2 separate regions of the Homo sapiens genome follow, and region 2 is linked to region 1. A link is a loop called in an ENCODE intact Hi-C map of the cell type or tissue named here. Cell type or tissue: transverse colon. All regions are shown on one strand.

What was found. Hi-C counts contacts between places; a loop is a spot of excess contacts. Peaks named below come from ENCODE experiments on the same cell type or tissue, not always from the same donor. Only the 100,000 strongest peaks of a DNase experiment are listed, where the experiment ranks them.
Region 2: it touches region 1 in a loop (18-fold over the local background); 2 of 110 quality-filtered maps call a loop at or near these places.

The regions. Positions count from the first base shown.
Region 1 is chr6:16,335,166-16,343,165 of GRCh38, reverse strand. The region is part of intron 6 of ATXN1 (ataxin 1); the gene reads left to right. Among named protein-coding and RNA genes, the nearest start is that of GMPR, 100 kb to the right of the region's middle. In transverse colon, a CTCF peak has its summit at 3,973 (motif pointing left); DNase peaks (open chromatin) are centred at 4,015 and 5,725; H3K27ac peaks cover 4,880 bases.
Region 2 is chr6:18,136,711-18,144,710 of GRCh38, reverse strand. TPMT (thiopurine S-methyltransferase) reads left to right here. Exons shown (of 9, transcript NM_000367.5): 4 at 983-1,115; 5 at 4,994-5,046; 6 at 5,674-5,748. Among named protein-coding and RNA genes, the nearest start is that of TPMT, 14 kb to the left of the region's middle. In transverse colon, no CTCF peak of the experiment used is centred here; a DNase peak (open chromatin) is centred at 4,340; H3K27ac peaks cover 1,389 bases.

The DNA.
Region 1 (8,000 bases):
TCACCGTGTTAGCCAGGATGGTCTTGATCTCCTGACCTTGTGATCTGCGCGCCTCAGCCTCCCAAAGTGCTGGGATTACAGGCGTGAGCCAACGCGCCCAGCCATGACATACTTATTTTTAAAAATTTTTGACTGGTGACAAAATATGCATAATATGAAATTTACCATCTTAATCATTTTTACGTGCACGGTTAAGTGGCACATTCTTGTTCAACCATCACCACCATCTGTCTCCAGAATGTTTCCATCATACCAAACTGAAATTCTGGAACCGTTAAACAACTCCCATTGCCCCGTCCTCCCAGCTCCTGCTAACGCCTGTTCTACGCTCTCTCCAAATTTGACTATTCTAGATTCCTCATAGAAGGGGAATCATATGATATTGTTCTTTTGTGTCTGGCTTCTTTCACTTAGCATAATGTTTGAAGATTTATCAATGTCATAGCATGTAACAGAATGTCATTCCTTTGTAAGGAGAGGGGGATGAATAATAGCTCGTCATAAGGATATACCACATTTTTAAAGTTTATTCATCTGTTGATGATCATTGGGTTGTTGACACCTTTTGGCTCGTGTGCACAATGCTGCTATGAACACGGGTGTGGAATATCTGAGTCCCTGCTTTCAGTGCTTTGTGGTAGATATCCAGACGTGGAATTGCTGAGTCATGTGGTAATTCTGTATTTCACATTTTGAGGAACTGCCAAAATGTTTTCCATGCAGCTGCATCATTTTACGTTCCCACCAACGATGCACATAGGTTCTCGTTTCCCCATCTCCACCAACACTTGCTATTTTCCATTTTTGTTTTGTTTTTTTTTTTAAAAAAAAGAATATAATGTCCATCTTAATGAGTGTGAAGTGGTGTCTCATTGTGGACATAGCATATAATTTTAAGTATGATTAAAGGAGGTTAGAACACGACTTTTGTGTTGGCAAAGTGGGGAAAAGGATTGGCTGCTGTAATTAAAATCACTGAGACAGGCCGGGCTCAGTGGCTCACGCCTGTAATCCCAGCACGTTGGGAGGCCAAGGTAGGTGGATCGCTCAGGTCAGGAGTTTGAGACCAGCCTGGCCAACATGGTAAAACCCCGTCTCTACCAAAAATAAAAATAAAAATAACATAGCCAGGTGTGGTGGCAGGCACCTGTAATCCCAACTACTTGGGAGGCTGAGGCAGGAGAATCACTTGAACCTGGGAGGTGCAGTGAGCCGAGACTGCACCCATTGCACACCAGCCTGGGTGACAGAGCGAGACTCCGTCTCAAAAAAAAAAAAAAAAAAAAAATCACTGAGACATACTGCCAAGGACAGATGGAGTTAGGGGGCTTAAAGATCCTCTATACCAGCCGGGTGCGGTGGCTCACGCCTATAATCCCAGTACTTTGGGAGGCCGAGGCAGGCAGATCAAGAGGTCAGGAGATCAAGACCATCCTGGCTAACACGGTGAAACCCCATCTCTACTAAAAATACAAAAAAATTAGCCAGGCGTGGTGGTGGGTGCCTGTAGTCCCAGCCACTCGGGAGGCTGAGGCAGGAGAATGGTGTGAACCCGGGAGGTGGAGCTTGCAGTGAGCCGAGATCACGCCACTGCATTCCAGCCTGGGGGACAGAGCGAGACTCTGTCTCAAAAAAAAAAAAAAAAAAAAAATCCTCTATACCAGAGGTTCTCACCTCTGGCTGCAAATTAGAATCCCCTGGTGCATTTCCTAAAATGCCAGTGGTGGTCCCAACATCTAGGGATTCTTATTCAGTTGGTCTGGGGTAGATCTGGACATTATGTTTTTAAAAGCTCCCTGGGTGAGTCTGATGTGCCGTCAGCATTGATTTCTTATTCTGCAGGTGAGAGAGTATGGCCCTAGTACTAAGGCTGCAAGGGTTCTGGTCTCTCAGCCAGAGCTGCTGCCACTGATACACCATTATTCAGCATGACCACAAACACAGTGAAACCAGTAGTGTCCCAGGTACATGTGCATCCTCCTTTGTATTGTGGAGGAAATATGTCCCCAAAATCTGCAGAGCCAAGTGCGGGAGCCAACTCCTCCATTTGGTCTGTTGGGATGTTCAGTATTCTATGGTAGATTTCTAGTAAGTCAATTTCACTCAGTGGGCTGAGGATATTAAGACACCGGAAGTTAGCTGATGTGTTCCCCCATTGCTCCAACACTTTGAACTCTGTACCCCAAAAATTGATCCACTCAGTGCTTCTTACATGTATGTGCCATTGGGGAGATTTCCACAGGGAGGCTTTCTCTGAGCCTTTGGCCCTGGTGACATTACACTGAGTAATATATATCCCTGTTCCTTTCTGTACCACCCATCTGCCTGTTCCCTGGCCACAGTTTGGGGTATACCAATTTAGATTAACCTAATTATTGTTTCACAAGGCATTCTTATCACTGAACGCTGATGGATGTTACTTCAACGTTGTTATATTTTATTACTTGGCCTATTTAAGTGTATAACCATCACTAGCTATAAGAAGGTGACCAACTACAACGTTAGAGAGAGCAGTGCCTGCACCACGAATTGCAAGTTCAGGGGGTTTCCCAGACCACCCTCCGTTTTGATAATTCAGTAAAAGGACTCACAGAACTCACTGAAAGCTGTTCTACTCATACTTATTACAGGGAAAGGATACAAGTTAAACTTAGCCAGGGTAAGAGGCATATAGGAGAGGTCTAGAGGGGTCCAGACATGGGGCTTCTGTTGCCCTCTGCCCATGAAGTGATGAACAGCATTACCTCCTCCCAGCCATGATGTGAAGAATCACCAACCAGGGAAGCTCACGCGAACCTCAGCATCTAGAGTTTTTATTGGAGCTCAATTGCTACTGTCCTCATGACTGACCTCTAGTCCCTAGGCCCTCCTGGAGATCAGGCAAATATCTTTCATTATTAGTTCCTCTGAGGTTGGAACGTATACCTCATGGCCCAAAGCCCCCATCATAAATCACATTGTTACTCCATCCAGTGGCCAATAAACATACTTCTGTGAGGCAGGACATTCCAGAGGCCGAGAGATCACCTCCCCACAGGTGGGGGCAAAGGCCAGACCTGAGTTTGGGTGAGGTTAAATTCTTCATGGTCAGGCGCGGTGGCTCATACCTGTAATCCCAGCACTTTGGGAGGCCGAGGTGGGCAGACCGCGAAGTCAAGAGATCGAGACCATCCTGGCCAACATGGTGAAACCCTGTCTCTACTAAAAATACAAAAATTAGCTGGGCATGGTGGCATGCGCCTGTAGTCCCAGCTTCTTGGAAGGCTGAGGCAGGAGAATCGCTTGAACCCAGGAGGCAGAGGTTGCAGTGAGCCGAGATCACGCCACTGCACTACAGCATGGTGACAGAGTGAGACTCCGTCTCAAAAAAGAAAAAAAATTCTTCACTACACACTAATGACCCACTACACAACCCAAGAACTAGATCCCAAGTTTTCATATTAGGATTTTTTGTGTGTTGTTTCTGCCCTTTTTTAGCCATGTAATCTTAGGCAAGTGACTTACACTCTGAGCTTCAATGTCCTTGTCTTTGAAATGGGGTGATCATATGCTAGTTGTTATTTATATGTAAAGCATTGCTGTAGCCTGCACAAATTAAGCATCGTGACTTGTCCTGCCTGCTGTGCCTTAGAGAGCCTGGGTCCCGGGAGGTCTTGGGGTCTTTGCAGTTGAGAGCATTGAATTGTGCAGTGTCTCAGTGACTGAAACCACCATAGAAGGTAAGCCAGTGTGTGACACCTGGAGGAACAGCTGGTTAGTTTATGAATTATCTGGAGGCATTGGCTTTGCTTTCATTCAGCCACACCAAGGACAGTGAATAGTTTTAAGACTCTCCCAGAGTACCTCAGTTCCCACGAGACCTTTTTCCTGACTTGATGGAGAGTTTTATGTTCTCTGTTGTAGACTGGGGCTGTCTAATGTCCTGGAAACCCAGCCCCCTGGTGGCTGGCAGGATCCAGCCTAGGCCTCCTGGAGCAGTTGCTGGCGCTTTGCATCGTGTTGTGTGGTGAAGCTCGTGAGTGTGTGTGCGGGTAGACAGCTGGCAGCCTTCCCTGCGGGATGTGGAAGGAGGATTCTGCATTTCCCCACCATGCGTCTTGGGAATTACTCATCCAAAAAGTATTGTGGAAAAGCAGGCAGAGTGAAACACGGAGGCATTGCACTTAACCCTTCCCTGGAAATGCCATCCTTGAGTTTAGCGTCTGAGCTTTCTGTTTATTCTGCTTGTGTGCTGAATTGCCTTCCTTCTTGTTGGTGTGCATAGGGGTCTGCACATTGGGCACTTATAAATATTATCCCACCTATCAAGTGAAGAAAAAAATGAACTCTCAAACACCCATCACTTCCTCTTTTTCTATCACAGATGTGAGGAAAAAACAGATGTTTGAAAGAATTGATAGTTTGAAGGTGTTGTATTGATTACATCATGGCCAGGAGAGATGAGCAACAGATAAGTGTGGGTGATCACTGAGAATTCATGAGGAAATGTTTATTGAATTATAACTACGATGGCGACCATGTACTGAGTGTGTGTTATACTAGGCACTGTGCATGTTAATTCTTCCCCATTTTAAAGGCAGAGATTACAACTTTACACATTGTTGAAATGAAATTTTTGCCTCATTAAACTTGGGCACATGTATAATCGCAAGTAAAATTAAAATTATTATTTTGAGATGGAGTCTCGCTCTGTCGCCCAGGCTGGAGTGCAGTGGTGTGATCTCGGCTCACTGCAACCTCCGCCTCCTGGGTTCAAGCGATTCTCCTGCCTTAGCCTCCCTCGTAGCTGGGACTACAGGCGCCTGCCACCACGCCTGGCTCATTTTTTGTATTTTTAGTAGAGACAGGATTTCACTGTGTTATCCAGGATGGTCTCAATCTCCTGACCTCGCAATCCGCCCGCCTCAGCCTCCTAAAGTGCTGGGTTTGCAGGCATGAGCCACCACGCCCGGCCAAAATTATATTTTTAAAAATGGATAACATAGGTGGTTTGGGGTAAAGCCAAGGTTTGAACCTGTTCTCTACCTTACGGCGTAGCCCACTCTAACTACAATTCTGTGTGTCCTTAGTAGTAATAGCAGTGGAATATTATTGATCTATTATCATCATTGTTAGTAATAATAATATTAATATTTATCTTGATATTCTAAATAGGACAGTGGATGTGAATGCTTCATGCATCGGGTAGTGAGATCTATCACAGTGGTGGTAAGAAACATTCAAGTGAGAGTCAAAGTGACAGGTTCTCATCCTCCTGACCCCAGTTCTTACTGTGTTACCTTGGCCAATACTTTTCATCTTCTTGCATCAGTCCTTGAAATAAGATAATGAAGAGGGCTCACTTCCTCTCACTTTGAAACAAGTTAGTCTGGACTGGGATGAGAACCACTAACTCCAGGCAGCGTGGAAAGCATCTGTGTAACTGTTCCCAGCCTTCAACCAGAGTGGTGGATAAACAGAAACGTGGGTGCCCCCGGGTAGCTAACCTGGAATGCACTACGCTTTAAAGCAAAAAAGTATTTGCTTCTGTATTGAATCAGGAAAGGTCTTGACAGAAAGGCATTTCCAGCTTTTCTTAAAAACTCCAACTCAACCTCTGTCAGACAATTCATTTGGGACCAGCTTGGATCCAGATGGTTATTTTTCCATCTTGAGCCTTTCCAGGAATTCCGGCATGGGCAGGCCGCCAGAGACACTGGCTACACAGCCACTGCAGCGCGTTTTCCATGTGAGCCGGCTTCTAGGGATGGCCCAGCCAAGCTGTGGCCCCGCCCCTCCTCCTTCCTCATCCAGGCTGATCCTCCAGCTCTCACGGACATGTGCCATGAGCCACGCAGGGGGACCCCAGCCACATGGCCGATGTCCTGATGTTTCCAGGGGTGGCAGAGCTCACTAACTGCACCCCCAGAACTGTCATCTGCTCACTACGAATAGCAATGGCAGAAGCCAGGAATCTAAGAATTGATGAAGCCTGGCCCTCCATTATGTGGACAGGTAGTAGCAAATCACTCAGCCCCACTTAGGGATAAGGGAGACAGCAACTTAACCACGTGCCAAGCAGACAAGTTCAGCAGAATGGCAGCCAGTGCAGCTGTGTGTCTTGAGGAATTCTTTCCAGCCTCCCCTTCAAGGCCCTTAATCAAAGAACAACTCCCCACTGGACGCAGAGCTACCCAAGCCAGCGACCACCCGAATGAGACTATTATTTTGGGTGGATTTAAATTTTTTAATCATTGCTTCAAGTATAGTCGTATCCATTGCCCAAAAAGTCTATAGATGCATGGGGTCAAAAAACACTACTATTCGTGGTGCTGATAATATAAGTAGTGGGGCTGCTTTTCTCCTGCCTTTGCTTGACCCACTGCAGTCCCAGCTGGCAGTGGTAGTGGCAGATTCCCCTGACCCAACCACCCCCAGGAAGGTCTTGCCTCAAAGAAAAGGAAAATGTGGTGTGTGCTGCTGGCTGCCACGGACTCAGGGGAGCCTGTGCCAGGTTGCAGGCTTGAACTTGCTTCTTGTGACACTAGAGGGAGAGAGCTTGTTTCAAAAGCATGTTAGTGCTCTCAGTTCCTCACGTCCGACCTGTGCCAGAGGCTCCTTCTGCAGTCTCACCACTCCTATGGCCTGGATCACAATTGGGTGGGTGGTCTTGAACTTGGCTGCTGAGCCTGAGGTCCCCTGCTTGCTTGCCTGGGAAATACAAACATCCTGACCTCTCTTCCTTGGTCACTGATCAGTCTCTTCCTTACTGAACGTCTCACCAGCTGCAGTTCTTGATTAGTCAACATGGTGCAGAGGTCCCCTAGACATCTTTTCCCCTACTTATCCCTGTGCATTCTGTCCCTTTTCTACATGAAAAATAAATAGGCATATTTGCTATGAGGCTGCCATCGCCATAGCCAGGAGGTGAGTGTAACCCGCATCATGGTTGGGTAGACTAAGAAAGTGATTTCCAGTGCTAGTTCTACCTCTGACTGTATGGCCTTGGGAAAACCTCAGTGTCCTTATCTGGAAAATGGAGATAATAATACAAACCTCACAAATTTGTTATGAAGAGTAAATGAGATATTTAAGTAAGGTTCTTGGCATGTATAATAAGTAATCAATAAATGGAAGATATTTGGATTGGTTTCTTAGGGCTGCCATAATAAATTACCAAAACATATCGTGGCTTAAAACAACAGAAAAGTATTCTCTAACACTCCTGGAGGCTTGAAGTCTAAAATTAAGGTGCTGGTGGAGCCATGTTCCCTTCATAGGCTCTAGGGGATAATCTTTCCTTGCTTCTTGCTGCTTCTAGTAGCTTCGGGTGATCCTTGGCTTGGGACTGCGTCATTCCAGTCTCTCTGCCTCTGCCTCCACAGGGCCTTTGCCTCTGTACATCTCACATCTTTCTCTGCCTTTCTCTTATAAGGACATTTGTCTTTGAATTGAGGGCCCACCTGGATCATCCAGCATGATCTCATTTCCAAATCCATAATTACATCTGCAAAGACCCTTTTTCCAAATAAAGCCATTCCCAGGTTCTGAGTGGGCATAACTTTTAGGGATCTACCATTCAACCCACTGTCCTTCCTTATTCATGATAAAAATTAAGATACATAAAATTATTTATTTTTTATGTCCTTAGGCCCTCGTGTGGACTCCTTCTAGCTTGGATTACGAGCTTTCATTTCTTGCTTTTTCTCTTCTCACTCACTACACTTCCGTGAAGAGCAAGATCCCATGTCCCAGGGGTGCAGAGCCGAGAAGGGAAACCCGAGCGCGTTGGGGCGAGGCTCTCAGACAGCATCTTCTACAAAGTTGTGCCAGGTCCCAGCTCGCCTCTCTGGTGGTTTCTGGCCTGGATGTCTCTAGACAGGGCCTTCAGTCCCCTTCAGGAGCCTCCTCATTTTGGGCCAAGAGGCCTGCCCCATGAAGCTCCACGCTTAGATAGACATGGAAGAGAAGGTCAATAGTCAGTTTCCACTGAGGACACAGCAAGAAGAAATTGTGACAGT
Region 2 (8,000 bases), 1.8 Mb before region 1:
TTTTCCTCTTTTCCTCAAAATTACCAGGAAAAGCCCGGGTGTGGTGGCTCACGCCTGTAATCCCAGCACTTTGGGAGGCTGAGGCAGGTGGATCACCTGAGTTCGGGAGCTCGAGACCAGCCTGGCCAACATGGTGAAACCCCGTCTCTACTAAAAATACAAAAATTAGCCAGGCATGGTGACAGGCACCTGTAATCCCAGCTACTCAGGAAGCTGAGACAGGAGAATCGCTTGAACCCAGGAGGTGGAGATTGCAGTGAGCCGAGATTGTGCCATTGCACTCCATCCAGCCTGGGCAACAAAGTGAGACTCCGTCTCAAAAATAAATAAATAAATAAATAAAATTACCAGGACAATGCTATTTGTATATGATAAAATATACAAATTTTTGGATAGTGTTTATTTTAAGCAAATGGAAACTACAAGATTAGTATACAAATGAGTGCTAATGTTCTAGACCTGTTCACTTTAGTACAGTAGCTACTAGCCACATGTGGCTATTTAAATGTAAACTAAATAAAATGTAAAATTCAGTTCCTCAATCACGAGGAACCAATGTGGCTAATGCCTATTTTATTGGACAGCGACAGATATAGACATTTTCATCAATGCAGAAAATTTTAATGGGCAGTGCTGATTTAGAGAAATTGAAAAGCATTTCCTCTAGTCAAATCAATTTGTATTAAATCAGTATTTTGTTATATATCTATAATTACATTCCAACTGTTTCATACATAAAAAAAGATATATATAATTTTCCAAATTTTTATTGTTTCCTGAATTCATATAAGTCAGTTTTTCAGAATTTTTATAAGGTTTGAAAATAATATAGATCTGCTTTCCTGCATGTTCTTTGAAACCCTATGAACCTGAATTCATATAAATTCCTCTAAATTAAAGAAAATATATGCTTACTCTAATATAACCCTCTATTTAGTCATTTGAAAACATAATTTAAGTGTAAATGTATGATTTTATGCAGGTTTGCAGACCGGGGACACAGTGTAGTTGGTGTGGAAATCAGTGAACTTGGGATACAAGAATTTTTTACAGAGCAGAATCTTTCTTACTCAGAAGAACCAATCACCGAAATTCCTGGAACCAAAGTATTTAAGGTTTGTTTTGATTTGGGTAAATAATTGTATCCATATCCCCACAAAAGTTTTTCTCAGTGTGAGTATTATGAGGATACCATTCATGTGTCCGATGGTTCCTATTTAGCACGCAGATTCACTGTAGATACTATATAGTATAAGAAGCAAGGGCTTAAAAATATAGGTGATAGCTACCTAAATAGGTATAGACATATGTATATAAAAGCTGAGGTCAAAGCCTCTCTGTACTCAAGCTTTTAGGCTTGTTTTATTTTTATTAACACGCATTTTCTGAGAACCCATCATGTGCCAGACCCTGCCTAAGACATTGAAGAGATAAAGATAACACAGCACACCCCCCTCACTCCCACCCCTAAAGAATCTCTTAGTTTAGGAGAGAAGAGAAACAGGGACAAAGCTATTTGTAATGCATGGAGCTAAGTGTAAAGACACAGGGTATTAAGGGAAGAGATGGGAGTTACCTGCCCAACCTGGCGGTGCTTCCTGAAGCATGGTGACAGATAGAGCTGGAATCAGGCAGGGCCTGGGTCCATGGTCTTGGACACCTCGGGAAGATACTACTTAAATCACCCATGAGGCCTCATAGGAAGTGATTTGAAGGGAAGTAGCCTCCTGGCAGAGAGACAGGAGGCTATGGCAGTGGTCCAGGAAAGACATCATGAATCCCTGAGCAAGGAGAGTGATGGGGCATAGAGAGTGGTTAGGATGGATTAAAGCAACATTTACGATAGACCCGCAGGATTCTGTGACCGAATGAGGACCAAAGGAGCGATGAGTTCACATTTCTGGCTCAGATGACTGGCTGGATGGTCAAGAATAAATGAGAAGGGCAGAAAGAATGAATCTTTTTCTAGAGATGATGAGTTTAAGGGACCTGTGGAGTGGTGAAGGTTTTATGTCTGAAGCATGGAGTGAGGTTTGGGCTCAAAATGATAGGTTTGGGAGTGGTCTTTATGCTGTGAGCAGAATGAGCCAGTGTAAATAAACAAACACTACCCAAGTGGGAACAAGCAGAGAGAATCTGGCAGAGACTCAAAGGCAGGCAGAGGAGTGGGGAAGCTTAAAAGTGGACAAAAGTAAAAGCTCCCGGCATGTGCTGTTGCGAGGCTGTTGGCACAGGGAAGCTGGAGGTGGGCAACTAGGAACGGGGCATCCTATGTGATTGGTTTGGGGAGCATGTTTGCCTTTCTCTGGCTGATCCTAAATTGGAAGAAGTGTGGTAGTAAAAATCAGGGAAGCTGGCAGTCATTGACCAAGTCACTGCAGAGGTTGTGAAGTGGCTACCTTGTCTGGGGTAAATTCCCCAGGTTCGTCGTCTTGTGCCAGGAAAATTTAGGACAGAGACACACATGAGGAGTTCAGGAGTGGAGGTTTAATAGGCAAAAAAAAAAGAGAAAGAGAAAATAAAACAGCTCTCTCTTTAGTGAGAGAGAGGGGACTTCCGAGAGGAAAAAACCTGCCAGGTGTAGAAGCGCCGGATTTTATAGTGCAGCCTGAGGAGTCAGTGTCTGATTTACATAGGGCTCACAGATTGGTTTGATCAAGTGTGATGTTTACATAACGTGCTGGGAAGGCTGGTCGCCCCACCCTAATCTTATTATGCAAATGAACTCTTCCCTTCGCTGGCACCATGTTGTCTGCTTCTTACTCTACAGGTGGCTGACAGAGAAGGGAAGATAGAGCCACCATTTTGAACATGATTGGCACAAACTGCCGGCATCTATGTCTGCAGCTCGATTTTATAGGCTGCTCTTTGTTAGAAAGGAAAAATGATTTGAGGCTGCTTTTCATTAAGAGGAAAACCTTCCGTATCCTCCCTATCTGCCTTAGTAATTTCTTCTTAACTCCTGAATCAGTTGTGGGGTCAGAGTTGTATTGTCATATAGGATCTATTGTCCATCTGTATATTCAGTGTCTCACAAAGTACTCTTTTCTAAATATTGAAATTAATTGCTCAGCTGGGCATGGTGGCTCATGCCTGTAATCCCAGCACTTTGGGTGGCCAAGGTGGGTGGATCACTTGAGGTCAGGAGTTCAGGACCAGCATGGCCAACATGGCGAAACCCCATCTCTACTAAAAATGCAAAAATTAGCTGGCTGTGGTGGTGCATACCTATAATCCTAGCTACTCTGGAGGCTGAGGCAGGAGAATCGCTTGAACCTGGGAGGTGGAGGTTGCAGCGAGCCAAGATCGCACCACTGCACTCCAGCCTGGGCAAGAGAGTAAGACTCTGTCTCAAAAAAAAAAAAAAAAAATTGTTGCTCAGATCAGTAGGAAGCTTGATGGTATTTTTTATTTCACATCTTCCTCCCACCTCATTCTCAAAGCATTAAAGAATCCAAGGAGTTTACTCAGTCCAAAAAGGGCTAGTCCTGCTTCCAGGCCCCTCTTGGAGCAGCAGTTCCCCGCCCAGGCTGCACATTTGAAATCATCTCTGGATCTTATAAAAATTCCCAATCCAAAGGTCTTACCCCAGGCCAATTATATCAGAATCTATAGGGGTAGGGCCCTGGCATCAGTACTGTTTAAAGCTCCCCTTGATTCCAATCTGCAGGCAAAGTTGAGATCCAGCTGTTCTCCTGCCTCCAGGCCCACCCATCTCTGGGCTGACCCAGTGATCCCAGGCTGGTTGTCAAAGACCCTTCCTCCTCTACTTGTAAACCTGTGTGGGGACCTCATTTCAGAATAAAATCTAGCAGTCTTGTGTGCTGACACACCTTTCCTACACTGCCCTTCACCCCAGCTCCCAGGATCCTAAAGTCTATGTTATATTGCCCCCTCTTGGAGTGTGCCCCCAGTCCACACCCTAGAGTGTCACCCTTTCAAAAGTCACCTCTTTTTTTGTTTTATTCTCTTGATTTTTGTTGTTGTTGTTTATTTTTTAGGATTATTTTGCTCCAAGTGTTTGTTTTTGAGACAGGGTCTTACTCTCACACAGGCTGGAGGGCAGTGGCACAATCACAGCTCACTGCAGCCTTGACCTCCCAGGCTCAAGTGACCCTCGCATGTCAGCCTCCCAGGTAGCTGGAACTACAGGTGTGTGCCACCACACCCATCTAATTTTTTCTGTAGAGTTGGAGTTTTGCCATGTTGCCCAGGCTGGTCTCATACTCCTGGGCTCAAGCGATCTGCCTGCTTCAGCCTCCCAAAGTGCTGGAATTACAGGTGTAAGCTGCCACACCTGGCCAAAAGTCACCTTTTGTTTAGTCTCCCTGATGCTCCCAGGCAGGCCCCTGCTCTGCCTTCTGTGTTCACATAGTTCGCAGGCACAGAACCACAACAGAGCAGGCCATTCTGGATTGTAATGTTCTCTGTGCCCACGCTTCTCTGCTCTAGTCTGTCCTCACTGTGGTCAGAGACTGTGTCGAATTCAAATCTACTGTCAAGAACCCAGGATAGATGTCTTGTCTATTAGGTACTCAGCAAATAAATGCTCATTGGCTGAATGAATGAGCAAAAATGGAAGAATCAGCACAATTGCACATTTCTGGAATAACTTAAAATACCTGACTTTTCAGTACCACCCTGCCTGATAATTGGTTGACCTGCAGATTTATCTTTAGCAGAGTAAAAATATCACTCTGCTCGAGGAAACATTGTTAGAATTTTATAGCAAGCTCTGAAGTGAGTAACAGCCAACTGATCTTCAAAGTTGTCCTCTGTGATATTCCTCTGAGTTGGCCCAAAAGAACCTCGCACAGGTTTTAAAAGAAAAAAATAAGGTGCCAATAAAGTGCAGTAAAATTATTTACTTTAATTATGTTTAATTAACACATTCTTTCCCTAGAACTTTTGCTTTGCTTGGCCCTCTTTCCTTGACTATTCAAGTACTTACTAAGTAAAAAAAAAAAATTTTTTTTTCATTATTTCATTACAGAGTTCTTCGGGGAACATTTCATTGTACTGTTGCAGTATTTTTGATCTTCCCAGGTAGGTTGAATACTACATCTGCACTTTAAAAAATTTGAATGCTTGCCAGGCAGTGCAGGCATGGGAGTGGAGGTGTCTTCCTCACTCTCTTCCTCCTGTGTAACATCCACAAAGCATTTTTTTGAATGTCTGTTCTGCAGATATTTTTATTACACACTCGTCTGCACACTTTAATGTGTTTTGTCTTTGGTTAGCTCCCAAACTATGGGAAACTGAGGCAGCTAGGGAAAAAGAAAGGTGAGTAAGACAGTGTCTTCTACCTTGCACCTGGGCCTGTAATAGAAATGAATTTCAAGTAGCCAAGGGAGATAAGAGCTCATCTCCTGAAAGTCCCTGATACCTGAGCCAGAGGCTGGGGGCAGAGTTGTTGCACACTGTCCTTTGTTCCTTCTTCATGTCCCCAAATCATAACAGAGTGGGGAGGCTGCTGCCACAGGCTCCTAAAACCATGAGGGGATGGACAGCTCTCCACACCCAGGTCCACACATTCCTCTAGGAGGAAACGCAGACGTGAGATCCTAATACCTTGACGATTGTTGAAGTACCAGCATGCACCATGGGGGACGCTGCTCATCTTCTTAAAGATTTGATTTTTCTCCCATAAAATGTTTTTTCTCTTTCTGGTAGGACAAATATTGGCAAATTTGACATGATTTGGGATAGAGGAGCATTAGTTGCCATCAATCCAGGTGATCGCAAATGGTAAGTAATTTTTCTTTTTTTGTTTAGCTGTCTTAATTTTTTAGTATACTATACTTTTTCTGGGTTCTAGAAAATCAGCTTAGACTTCTATGAGTTTGAAATAGGTTATTATGTTTGGAATTTATAAAAACCTAAATCCAATACTAGCTTTGTCTAAAAAGTATAGGATTTGACTACAGAGACCTGGGTGTAAGGCTATAAGGCTTGTGGCTCAATCACTTTCAAGCTGTGTGGCCTTGGTCCAAGTATTCAACTTCTCTAAGCTTTGGTTTACTCCTGCAAAATGGGAATATTTCTGTAATACTAACACAATCATCACCACCTCCACTAATATTACCAGGTAATACTTACTGGTCACTTGCCTATTCCAGGTATTGTTCAAAATACTTTATGTGGGCTGGGTATGGTGGATCATACATGTAATCCCAGCACTGTGGGAGGCCAAAGCAGGAGGATTACTTGAGCCCAGGAGTTTGAGACCAGTCTGGGCAACAAAGCAAGACGCCACCTCTACAAAATATTTTTAAAATTATCCGACCGTGGTGGTATGTGCTTGTAGTCCCAGCTACTTGGGAGGCTGAGGCAGGAGGGTGAGCCCAGAAGTTCAAAGCTGCAGTGAGCTATGATCGTACCACTGCACTTCAACCTGAATGACAGAGCAAGACCTTGTCTGTAAAATATTTAAAAAAAAAAAAAAACAAAAAAATCAAAATATTTCATGTGGTTTAACATTTAATTCTGTAAGGTATAAGCTACTATTCCATTATACAGATGAGGAAACTGAGGTCAAAGAGATTAAGTTACTTGTCCAAAGTTAAGCAGCTGGTATGTGACAGAGTTGAGATTCAAAACCAGAGTGTTTGGCTTTGAAGTCCATACTTGTGGCCGGGTGTGGTGGCTCACGCCTGTAATCCTAGCACTTTGGGAGGCCAAGGTGGGCGGATCGCCTGAGGTCAGGAGTTCGAGACCAGCCTGGCCAACATGGTGAAACCCCATCTCTACTAAAAATACAAAAATCAGCCCAATGTGGTGGCCTGTAATCCCAGCTACTCAGGAGGCTGTGGCAGGAGAATCACTTGAACCCAGGAGGCAGAGGTTGCAGTGAGCCAAGATGGCGCCATTGCACTCCAGCCTGGACGACAAGAGCGACCCTCCATTTCAAAAAAATGAAATAAAATAAAGTCCACACTCATGATCCCTTTGTTAGACTACCTCAAAGGATTTTTGTGGGAATTGAAAGAAATGAAATATGTAGGAAATACCTTGTCATCTCTAAAGAACTGTATAAATGAGAGCTGTTATTATTGAAGCATTGTTATTGATGTTTTTGATGACCATTCTTATTATACCGAGTCTTGTTAGAAAATAAAATTAAAATATGAGTGAGGAAGCATACTGAGTAAAATGTGACCACATCTGTATACTCTTTCAATTAAAATAATGTCATTTATGTGCTTACTTGGATATAGCATGGAAATATTGAATTACTTAGTTGTATGGAGCAGACTCATCACTTGGCCAAAAAGGAGGCTGGGCGCAGTGGCTCACGCCTGTAATCCCAGCACTTTAGGAGGCTGAAGTGGGTGGATCATGAGGTCAGGAGTTCGAGACCAGCCTGGCCAACACAGTGAAACCCTATCTCTATAAAAATACAAAAATTAGCTGGGCTTGGTGGCGCACACCTGTAGCCCCAGCTACTTGGGAGGCTGAGGCAGGAGAATTGCTTGAACCCGGCAGGTGGAGGTTGCAGTGAGCCGAGATTGTGCCACGGCACTCCAGCCTGGGCAACGGAGTGAGATTTCATCTAAAAAAACAAACAAACAACCAAAAAAAAAACAGGTTAGGCTCCACATCAGTGAAATAAGATTTTTATTTTTAAAAATTGTTTCATCAGTAAGGCTTACTGCCAAACCTAATCTTTTTAAATTAGACCATGCCGCATCTTAATTTTCATGCTCCTGTTTCCCTCTTTTTCTCACTGCTCCTCCTTTATCTCTTTTCCAGAACTCCCATCCTCCTTGCATGCCTAAAAGTCGTGATTCCCCAAGGGACCACCATCCTCAGCCTTATGCTCTCACCCAAAAATTGCCAATATTTGTCCTACCAGAAAGAAAAAAAAATTTTATGAGAGAAAAATCAAATCTTTTTTTTCGAGACAGAGTTTCGCTCTTGTTGCCCAGGCTGGAGTGCAATGGCACTATCTCGGCTCACCGCAACCTCTGCCTGCCAGGTTCAAGCGAATCTCCTGCCTC